2 separate regions of the Mus musculus genome follow, and region 1 is linked to region 2. The links are chromatin loops, found by intact Hi-C in ENCODE. Cell type or tissue: heart. All regions are shown on one strand. Links, peaks and the distances in the headings refer to the core of each region. The heading gives the core; the rest is flanking DNA.

Region 1 (5,376 bases), core at 94-5,093, 510 kb before region 2:
ACAAAACCTCAGATAAAATATAGTTGGGTATATTTCAAAGAAAGTGGTCTCATGACACATTTATCACCAAATTTCACTTTTCTCTTCAGAAGTTTGACTGTGAATACTAAAATGATTTCAAAAATTGCTCAAAGGTTACTATTATAATTTATTAAACTGCTTTATAACACAAAAACTTAAGGTGGAATTGCCACCTCTTAAATAGGGGGGGGGGGGAACCACAACAATAAAAAGTTTAAACTATTCTCTAAGAACTAATCAAATGGTAAAAGACAATGGAAGCTATAGATAATTAAAGAAAACTCTAGTTAGCACTGTTGTCTTTCCAACTAAATCTGCCATTAGCTTTAGAACCAGAGTTCAGAGCATTTTGCTTTAGTTTGCCAAGCTGTAAATAAATACTAGCAGATCTACAATTTGAATGAAAGGCATTATAGAGATTCTAATTACGAGTCCTTTTAAAAGCATAAATAGTTCAAAAGCTGGCCTGACTTAAAACTCAACCAAATAAAAAACTGCAACTGGCTCTCAATCTCTCAACTTTTTCAGACCTGTGGGATCCCATGCAATAAGCACCATGCCTGTGTGTCTACTTACTTACATTGTAATTAATTTGCTAACCAATTAAAAAATCAAGCTCATCAGAGCCACCTGCACCCGGTGGTTACCATATTGGTAGCCCATAGAGTATAGCATTTCCAGCTTGGCATAAAGTCCCCTTGGGCAGTGCAGCCGGAAAAGGGTGGGAAGCTTGCAATAGTATGGTTAAAGTAAGGTCTGGTTGTGCAAAACATTATCTTAGTAGTCATATTCCGCCTCGCTGGAACACGCAGAAATTCTACCAGTTGTTTCTTTCTTTAAGTAAATCTTTTAACAGTGAACTAACTCAAAAATACTGAGAACTCAGGTTTTATCCCAGATAAATATGTACTGGTTTCTTCCTGAGTCTACTAATTCCAAGGACATAAAGCTAATTTTAATCCGGGTGTTCAGTAACAACACTGCTACTGGGATCCTGTCTGACCGTCAAATATATTCCACTATCCCTATAACTCTTATCACTTGTCACATCAACTAGCCTGACTTCCAATATAGAAGGCAAGATGACAGACAATTTCCTTGGAGCTCAAACGTAATTAATCACAGCTGGCGTGATACAAGCTTTTAGCACACAGATCTTCTCCCATAAACCTGAGTTTTGAGCTAGGCTGCGATGATCCCCATCTATACCCCCCGACACCACCGGCTAAATGATTTATTTCCCCAGGGGTCCCAGAGGCGAGCTCTGACAGCAACATCTCTGTGTCCTCTGTCCCTCAGCCTGCATGCACACTGCACTTCCTTCCACTACCACTTCCTAGCTTCCTAGCTTGCCTTCTTGGAGGACTTCCCACCCATTTGGGTGACAAGCCTAAACGGTGCCTCTCCGCCCGGCCCCGAGGGCTCCCCTGCCTCACGCCCACCGACAACGGGGAGGAGCCACGGGGCACCCCACGCTCGGCGGCCTGCATCCGGCTGGGCCCGCAGCCCCGGGCCAGGCATTTGGCTGCCACGACGTCCCTCAAGTTCCCATGACCTCGCCCCACTCCCCGCCGCCCCCACGCGCCCCCACAACCTCTGCTTAAGACACGTGGAGGCACGGCTGCGCGTCCCGCGTGGAGAATGAGAGGGGACAGAGATGGCGCGGTGTCTGCGGCGGCGGCGGCCCCGGGACACGACGGGCAGGGGGGCGGGGAGTGGGGGGAACCAGAGATTGTAGAAAGGGAAAAGGTGACTGAGCTAGGCTGGAGGGGGTGGGGGTAAGATGGCGAGAGCGCCACTATGAGGGGCGGGGCGGGGGTAGCGGAGCCTGGGGTGACTAGAGGGACGGGCCAAGCCGTGCGGCGAGAGCGCATGCGCACCCGGCTGGCCAGCGCGCGCGGTCGCGGGCCTGCTTCTTCTACTTCCGCCACACTCCGGGGGCGGGGCTTCGCGCTCCCGCCTCGGCGTACGGAGCGGCCCGCAGCCACGCGGCGGAGCCTCAGAGCGGGAGTTGTGATGAGTCGAGTGAGCGATCTGGCAGAGGAGCTGGATTTGGCCTGTGGTGACTCTGCAGACCGTAGGAGTGAGCCCGAGGAGCTAGGATTATTGAGAGTCGGTGATCTGCACTGGGAGAAGGTCTATGCAAGCTTCTCTTCAGGGGTTGGTCAGGTGACCAGAATTGTTTCCAATGACAAAGGGGCGCAGAGTTAGGAAAGACTCTCTCCTCAGAGAAGCACTGTGTGAGGACTCAGTCCGTTCTAGGACCTGGGAACACCCACCTACCCACCCCTACCGGCCCTTGCGCAAAATCGAAAGCCTGTGAAAACTCATCTGCAAAGTTACCCCACCCCACCCCCGTTCCTTTCTACAAAGTTCCATTACTTTAAAAAGCATGCTTTAGTTAATAACTTTCACTATTGGGGAAGCTTTATAAACAAGCAGTGGTGATTTTTCCTTGCACCACTTATATTGAATTGTATGTATGACCTGTCTTCCCGTGTTTGATGGTTGCAGGTGTAGTACCTTAATGAACTGGAGACAATTGTGTGTGATGTTTTCACTCGGCTGTTTAGAAAAGAAAATATCCACTATCCTACCATTTCAAATATTATTTTTATTATATTATTTTTACTATTATTATTTATATTAGTCACTTTTTTCGCTAGGGTTTTACTGCTGTGAATAGATACCATGACCAAAGCAACTCTTAAAAGAACATTTAATTGTGGCTAGCTTACAGGTTCGGAGGTTCAGTCCATTATCAAGACAGGAGCATGGCAGCATCCAGGCAGGAATGGTGCAGGAGGAGCTGAGAGTTATACATCTTCATCTGAAGGATGGTAGTAGAAAACTGGCTTCCATGCAGCAAGGATGAGGGTCTTAAAGCCCACACCTACAATGACACACCTACTCCAACAGGGCCATACCTTCTAATAGTGCCATTCCCTGCGCCGAGCATATACAAACCATCACATTCACCTTTACCAGGTCTTTTCAAGCACTACTTACTTCATTAATGTCTTGCCTATGAATGTATGAGTTCTGAAATAATCCTATTTGCTGAGTGTCTTTAAAACAGCCATTCATCTGATCATCTCCTCTCTGGATTGCAATTGTCTTGTGCTTAGTCCTCTGTAACTGCCAGACACTTCAATATTTGCCAAATACACTTCCAAGAGTAGATTTAGGATGTGGAGGGTCAACATGAAGTGTAAGATCCAGGCTCACTCTGCCCAAAGCTGAGTGCGAGCTATATGGGAAAGTAGCCAAAAATTGTCATTATTTCCTTAAAAATTAAGACTAGATTATATACAAAAGGTGAAAAGACTTTTTTAGTACATTGCCAAGAAATAGGAGATTGGGCTGGGCGTGTAATCCCAGCATTGGAGAAGTCAAGGTCAGCCTTGATTTTTAAGACTGAGCTGTCTTATAATAAAAATAAATAAACAAACAAACAAACAAACTGCTGTAAAAACAGAAGACAGATTATCCAAAGAAAAAAATTCCATGCAGATCATTTTAATTAAAATTCTGCTCAACTAATATCATCGCACAGGCATTTCACCTCCAGATAAAGACCAGATTTGACTCAAAAACAAATTATAATGGTCAGGTCCAAAAAAAACTTGGGACAAATGGCTATCTGGTTCCTATTAGCTTAAAGCATGTGCTGGCCTCCAGGCTTCCTCAGGACCACAAGAACCTGGGACTCTTCTCAGCTCTGCTCATCTTGCCTTTTACCCTAAACCTTTCCAGCTCATGGGCTTCCCTCACCCAGAGTCTTAGTAACCCTACTATTTCAGCTACGCACACTCTTTGCCCCCTCTCTCTTGCCTCTCTCTAGGTCTCATTGCACAGACTCTCTTAGTCTTCCTCTCTTGCTCTCCCCAGCTCTCCTTTCATGGCTAGATCCAGTCTGCTGGCCAGGTTCAGTCCACTGCTTTCTCTCCCTGCTCTGGGCCCTTCCAGATGCCTCTGGCTCTACTCTCCCTCATACCTACAATAAAAACCTTCCCCTTACCCATACCTTGCAGCAGCCATGCCCTGCCTTTATTCAATAACAAAGCTGAAAACGAAGCTCTTGTGAAGTTAAAGCTTTGGAGACCATTAGCTCTCAGAAAAAGAAATGATTTCCAAAGTGGGTGGGAAAACACAACAGGAGGCCAAGTGACATCACACCACCAAAAGAAGAAAAGGAGGAGGAGGAGGAGCAGCAGCAGCTTGGCCATTGTCTATGTGCCCATTTTCAATGACAAAGGAAGTCCTCATTCTAAAAAGGACAGCAGAAGCCATAGCTAATAGGAACCATTTCTGTGAGGAAGCCACTTCTTCACTTAAGAGTGGTTCACTTCAAATAACCTGCAAATCTTGCTCTTATAATCCATGATTTTAATTTGTTAGGACAATCATGAGAGTCTCGCTGTAGAAATACAGTGGGCACTCTTACTGCATATGCATTTGCTGCTATAGTCAATTGCTTTTCTGACGTTGAAAACTATTTTTGTCTTACAATCTCAAAAGCAATCTTATTTTAATTTTTAGACTAAGTACTTCCTGGCAAGTTTCTTAACATCATTGAGCATCAGTTTTCATATCTATAGGTTGAGACGTTAAATCTGTTGAGCTAAAACCAAGCTGCCTAAAAGTCTATGCTCCTTTAAAATAGGAATTCCCCAAAAGTTGGGTCCTAAAGTTGTACAGAAAAAGTTTAACATGTTCGCTTTCAAAACATAGGTGAATGAATATAAAGAGCTCTTACTTTAGATACATGAAGATATCCAACTCACTTTATATACTTGAAAAGAAAAAACAATATGAATATGAAAAAGTAATTTGTTGATACATTAGATAGGAGGTGATAGTATTTATGCATAATCAAACTGGCTACTCCTACTTTCCAATTGCATTCATATATTGCAAAGCAGAAAAAGCAACATATTGATAAGATATGTTCAAAATTGCAATACTTGGTGGCTTTTAAAACTAAAATCATGGGACTGCAGTGATGGCTCAGTCCCTAAGAGCTCCTGTTTGGAAAGGGTCCAAGTGCAGTTCCCACCTCTCACATGCTGGCTCACAACCATCCATCCATAACTCCAATGCCAGAGTATTTGACACCCTCTTCTGACTTCCAAGGGCACCAGGCATATATATGTGGTACACATATTTCCATGCATCTGAAACACTCATAAAATAGTATTAATCTAAAAACAAAAACTAATCATAATCAGCTTCCTAGGACTTTTCGTTCTACCCAGGTTTAACAAACCAGCATCTTTTAAAACTACTGCTTGGCCACTGAGAAAGCAATCATGATTTTTGAGAGTCAAATTAGGAAGGGAATCTTAAAACATC
Region 2 (5,376 bases), core at 271-5,270:
TAGTTAAAATGGGGCTGGGGAGATGTCTCAGTAGGGATAGGCTTGCCTTGAGTTTGGCTCATCAATGCCCATGTAAAACTCAGGCACGACAGCAGGCGTGTGTAACCCCAGCACACCAGGGTGGAGATGGGGGCAGGGCATCTCTTGAGACTACTGACCAGCTAGCTGAGAAAGTAAGCCCAGGTTCACAGAAAAGACTCTATATTAAAAAAACAATCCATAGAAGAAAATTTCTGAAGTTGACCTCTGTTCCCCCACCTCCACACACACACAGACAGAGAGACAGAGACAGACAGACAGATAGAGACAGAGATCCTTTTTAAAATATCCTAATCTCTAGAGTTGAAATATGTATAACTTGAATTACATATACTCAGAAATGTAAAGAAAAAATATTTTCATAATATTAGCTCCAACTATACATACATGTCAGGAGCAAAAACCTGGTTTTAAAATCTGAGACATTTGATCTCAGGACTCAAACTCTCCCATTCTGCAGACCACTGTGAGAGCCAAGGGCTATTCCACTGGGTACCTATGTGTTCTATCACCAGCTAGAGACTGCCTGTACATCTCTAGCTCCTTGCCAAGGAAACATTATTTCCTCATACCCTACCTTCCGACAAATCTGAGGACACATTTGCACTCTGCTTTTAACTGTTGGGTTTCAGTAGACTCTCAATGCTTCCAGTCATCCAGAATGGTCTAGAAGTGGTCAGTTAGTTTGGAGCCTGGTAGAGTCCTCCCCATACTTTCCGAACAACAGAGGCCTTGCCTGTGCTGGGGCCAATGCTGTGTAAGGAAAAGTGAAAACTCGGCTTGGATTTTCTCTGTGAAGGAAGAAATATGGAGACACCGTGAAGTACTACTGGAGAACTGGCTAAAATGTCTACTTCTCATCAGAGCGCATGTGGGTATAAAAGAAAGAGGCACTTAAGCCGAATGTGGTTTGAGGGAGACTCAAGTGGGAGTCTCTACCCATCGTACTGCTGGAAACACAAGAGAAATGATTCCACACCTTGCTGACATCTGAGAGTTAAAAACATAAATGAGGCCGGGTGATGGAGATTTAAAAAATATCCAATAAGAAGAATTTGACATCCCTTCTCTGTCACCTTTTGGAGGAAGCTATTTTTTTCTTGTGTCCTGCGATTACATAGGAGGCGACGTAGAACAGCTGAATTGTTCTGACCCAAACATCCAGGGGACTCGGAGCTGCCGCTGGAACAGTGCACGCCCAGGAAGAACAGAGGGTAAGGGGATGGAGAGGAGGCTGGCACGTGACATAGTAGTACTGTCACATTGAGGAAGCCAGAGACGCTGTAAGGAGGTCTTTTAGGAGGTTCATCTTTGTGGTTGCCAGTGTGGTCCCTCCCTGCCTCCAGTGAAGCCTCACCTAAGGTTTGTAGTCACTGTACAGGGTTAGGGACTCAGCCTTAGTCAAGTTATCTGAGTAAGGGGTCAAATGGGAAACAGGTAGACTGTGGGGTTCAGCCGCCCACAGGAGAACACCCAACGGGTAAAGTGAGAGGTCTCCGATGACTTCTCTGACTCACAAAGCATGAGGTCCTCAGAGCCACTGGGTCAGGGCTGGAACAGGATTTTAGAAGAGAGGAAAGGGCTTATCTGGAGGGGTGGTAGCTTCCTTTGTTGAATCTGGGCCTCTGGCTATGTTCACACATCATCAGGGTCCACAAAGGACAGAGAACCAGAACCTGGGTCAGGGGTGTCAGAACCAAGGCAGAACCTGGGTCAGGGGTGTCAGAACCAAGCACCAGGCTGCCTTTGGGGGTCCAATGCAACAGGTGACAACCTTCCATGACATGTCTGTCACTCACGAATAACTTGCCTTGAATTCTGCTGTTAGCAATGCCTGTTTCCTGGCTGCTGTCGGAGCAACTTCTGCAGGGTCTGAAGCGGAGTAAGGACCTAGCAGAAGATCTAACTTAGGATCATTATTACTGGAGGTCAACTCAAGGCAGACGGTTGGGTGTGGGAAGGAAAGTTTCGAACACTAGAACTATCCTGGGCACAAGGGGGATCCTGGGGGATATTGGAGGATGACTCATGCATTCAGAGTCGAACCTACCATTGTCTGGAATCATCCCTAAGGCCTTATTTTCTCCTGTCAGTGTTCAACATTCTTGGTCTGATCCCTTGGAGAATTTGAGCCCACAACTACCATCAGACCAATACCCCTGGGCAAGCTCCATTGGCCAGCAAAGTGTGTCTCAACAAGTCAAACCCAGCTCTGGGAGAGCCAGGAACTCATCTATGGAAAGCAATGCCCCAGTCTCCATTTCCAGACAGTGGCTTAAATTCAAATGTCGAGAAGACAAACTGAAGCAAGATGCCATGGCCCTCACCCCAGGTCCCTGCCATGCCTGGGAGGGATCAAAAGGCTAATAGGGAATCTGCAGTTCCTCCTGCCATGGTGGGAACTCTTTGCTCTGGAAAGAAATTCTTCCCTGGATGAAGGATAAAATGATCCCCTTAAGTATTTAGGATGCTGGACACTATGGGTCCCCTCCCCAAAGTCACAGAGTGAACAGAACCCTCTCGGATATGTCCCCAAGGAAACAGGGGACTTTCCTTTAAGGAAAACACATTCTCTATGAAGCCAATTCTCTGAGCTTTATAGAGGAATCAGTGCTTTGAAGAGAAGATCTTTTTCATCTAGCTCCACAGGCCAGCTTATTATTAGCAGACATTTATGTGGACAGTACCCAACAGCACAAACACACTTTGTATTTAAATGACACAGTCTTTGGTGATTGTTTTACTGTGTTTAAATCATGGTTGTGGTGAGGAATTTGGGGCAATTTCAGCATGCTGCTCATACAATACATTTTTGGAGGATGATATTGACGATATAGACAAGTTCCAGGTGCAGATATTTTTGTAAATCTCCTCAAAGCCACAGTACATTCGAAGAGAAAAAAAAATGTCACTTTTACTTCTTCAAATTAAGGGCTCCATACAACCTGTACCATGCAAGCCTCACACATGTTTATTTATTAGTGGTGGAAGAAGCAGGATTGGGGAGGGAGGGAGGGAGGGAGGGAGGGAGGGAGGGAGGGAAGGAGGGAGGGAGGGAGAAAGGGGGGAAAGGGAGAAGGAGGGAGGGGAGGGAGAGCGAGAGCGAGACTGAGAGAGAGAGCGAGAGAGAGCGAGAGAGAGCGAGAGCGAGAGAGAGAGAGAGAGAGAGAGAGAGAGAGAGAGAGAGAGAGAGAGAGAGAGAGACTATGTTCCTGATTAGTGGCCAGCACTGACTTCAGCCATGGGGCGGTGGCGCCACCTTCTGGCCTTAAGCAGAGAGACTACCTTCCTTTTCAGTAGGAACGTGTGTGTGTGTGTGTGTGTGTGTGTGTGTGTGTGTGTGTGTGTTTCCTATTAGGCTGCCAAGAAAGTCATAAATGGCTGTAAAACTCAGTCATATTAAAGAAGGAATGACATAACTGCTGACTGAGGCAGCTGATGCCGCCAGTGTCGTGCACAAGGCTGACTGAGTCGGGGAGAAATCTAGGAGATGTTTACAGTTACTTTACAAACGGTGAATTTTAAGTGTGAGGACAGTTTAGGTTATCATGGATGTTCAAACTTAAGGGGTGAGCTGCCCAGAGAGACGCTCATTATATTGGTTATCTGTTCCTGCATCAACCTGGGTCTTGCTCACCTGTCTTTCTCACCACGAGCACTTATACCAAGGGATTCCATTCCCTATGGCTTGCTTCATCCTCCAATGGCGACATCTTTTGCATGAGAGACCTTGGCAGATGTTGAAACAGCCACCGCCCCTCCACTGCCCTTGTCTGGTTTGGGTAATTCGATGAATACACTATATGTTCTTTCTCAGTTGCCTATGTTCAGTGTCTAGTGTGTATGACGTTTGGTACTTCCTGGTTCCTCATAGATGATGAAGTCTGGGTTCGTGGTGAAGCTGGGCCTGCAATGTTTCTGTCAATGTTGGGAGTCTTCCTCAGTCAGTCATTTCTCACCTTCCTTTTTAAGGACAGTGTCTCTCACTGAATCCAAAGCTTAGCCATTTGACTACACTAGCTAGACAGCAAGCCCCAGCATCTTCCTCCTTAGCGGTGAAATGACACATTTTTTAAAAATGTGGGTGCTGGGAATCCAAGCTTGGGTCTTCATGTCCACCCAGCAAGCACTTTTCCCACGGAGCATCTCCCTCAGTCCTCATTGAGTGGTTTCCTTTTTCTTTCTTTGTTTCTTTCTTTATTCAAGACAGGGTTTCTCTGTGTAGTCCTGGCTGTCCTAGAACTCACTCTGTAGACCAGGCTGGCCTGGAACTCAGAAATCCACCTGCCTCTGCCTCCCGAGCGCTGGAATTAAAGGTGTGGGCCACCATCACCTGCCTGATCTGTTCTTTATAACTCTTTAGCCACAGTCTGGCCACAGTGAGCCTTCCTCGTGCTCACCACAAGATAGGGCAGCCTTGATAGATACTGCCACAACATTTCTCAGGTGCACTCAGACTACACCCAGCCTCCCCGCCCCGCCTTGCTTGGAGTAATTTCCTTATGCTTCACCTGCTCCTGTAATTTGAGGAGCATCTACCCATGCGTGTTGCATGACTCTTACAACAGGAGACTGCGCCTTCTGACGTTTGAACTGAGAACGCAACAAATTCTGAGCATGATATCCTACTTCTGTCTCCTAAAGTCTGGCAAACTTCACTAACCCAAAAGTACATGGAAACGACGTATCTTTGTGGCTGGGTCAGAGAGTTCACCATCGGGGGACGATGGGACAACCAACTTAACTTGAAAAGGGATTACATGCACAGACTCCCTCTTCTCTTCTTTGTTACTGATAAAAAATTCCCATATATTGCCCCTCCCTAGGATAGCAGAGTGCCCTGCTAAAAAGACCCATCTTCCCAGACTGCCACCTTTTCAGGTAGCTCTGGTTAATGAGACACAAGTAGCGAGTAAGCTCCAGGCTTCTGGAGAAGACAATGCCAGAAACTCAGATGCAGTATAGAGTGACTTTTTGAGAGATGAAGATATAAGACACACACTGGGGCCTGGAGAGATGGCTCCATGGATATAAGCACTAGGGCCTGAGTTCAAATCCCCAACATATACCTCATCTCAGCACAGCACAGAGGTGGGGGTGGAGCAAAGATGGGTATATTCTGGAAGTCCAGGGCTAGCTAGCCACTCTGTCTGAAAGGGCAAACTTCTAGTTCTGTGAGCAATTGTCTCAAGGTAACAAGGTGTAGTGAGAAGGGAAGACATCAGACATGCTACTCCAGCTTTGTGTGTGTGCAAGGATGCCATACCTGCACATTCACATACTCCTACCATAGAACATGCATAAAGAAAGGCAAACACACATGTGTATGTATCCACA

Evidence for each region. Peaks named below come from ENCODE experiments on the same cell type or tissue, not always from the same donor. Only the 100,000 strongest peaks of a DNase experiment are listed, where the experiment ranks them.
Region 1: a loop joins it to region 2, with 2.4 times the contacts of the local background. A loop is called at or near these places in 2 of 42 quality-filtered maps.

What each region holds. Positions count from the first base shown.
Region 1 is chr17:44,773,668-44,779,043 of GRCm38, reverse strand. Supt3 (SPT3, SAGA and STAGA complex component) reads right to left here and starts at 1,878. Exons shown (of 12, transcript NM_178652.3): 1 at 1,616-1,878. It also overlaps a transcript of Runx2 not described here. In heart, for the core only: CTCF peaks have their summits at 1,358 and 2,003; DNase peaks (open chromatin) are centred at 1,473 and 1,913; H3K4me3 peaks cover 2,070 bases; H3K27ac peaks cover 1,640 bases.
Region 2 is chr17:44,259,915-44,265,290 of GRCm38, reverse strand. All of the region lies in intron 4 of Clic5 (chloride intracellular channel 5), which reads right to left. Among named protein-coding and RNA genes, the nearest start is that of Clic5, 74 kb to the right of the region's middle. In heart, for the core only: a CTCF peak has its summit at 3,285 (motif pointing left); a DNase peak (open chromatin) is centred at 3,314; H3K4me3 peaks cover 310 bases; H3K27me3 peaks cover 736 bases.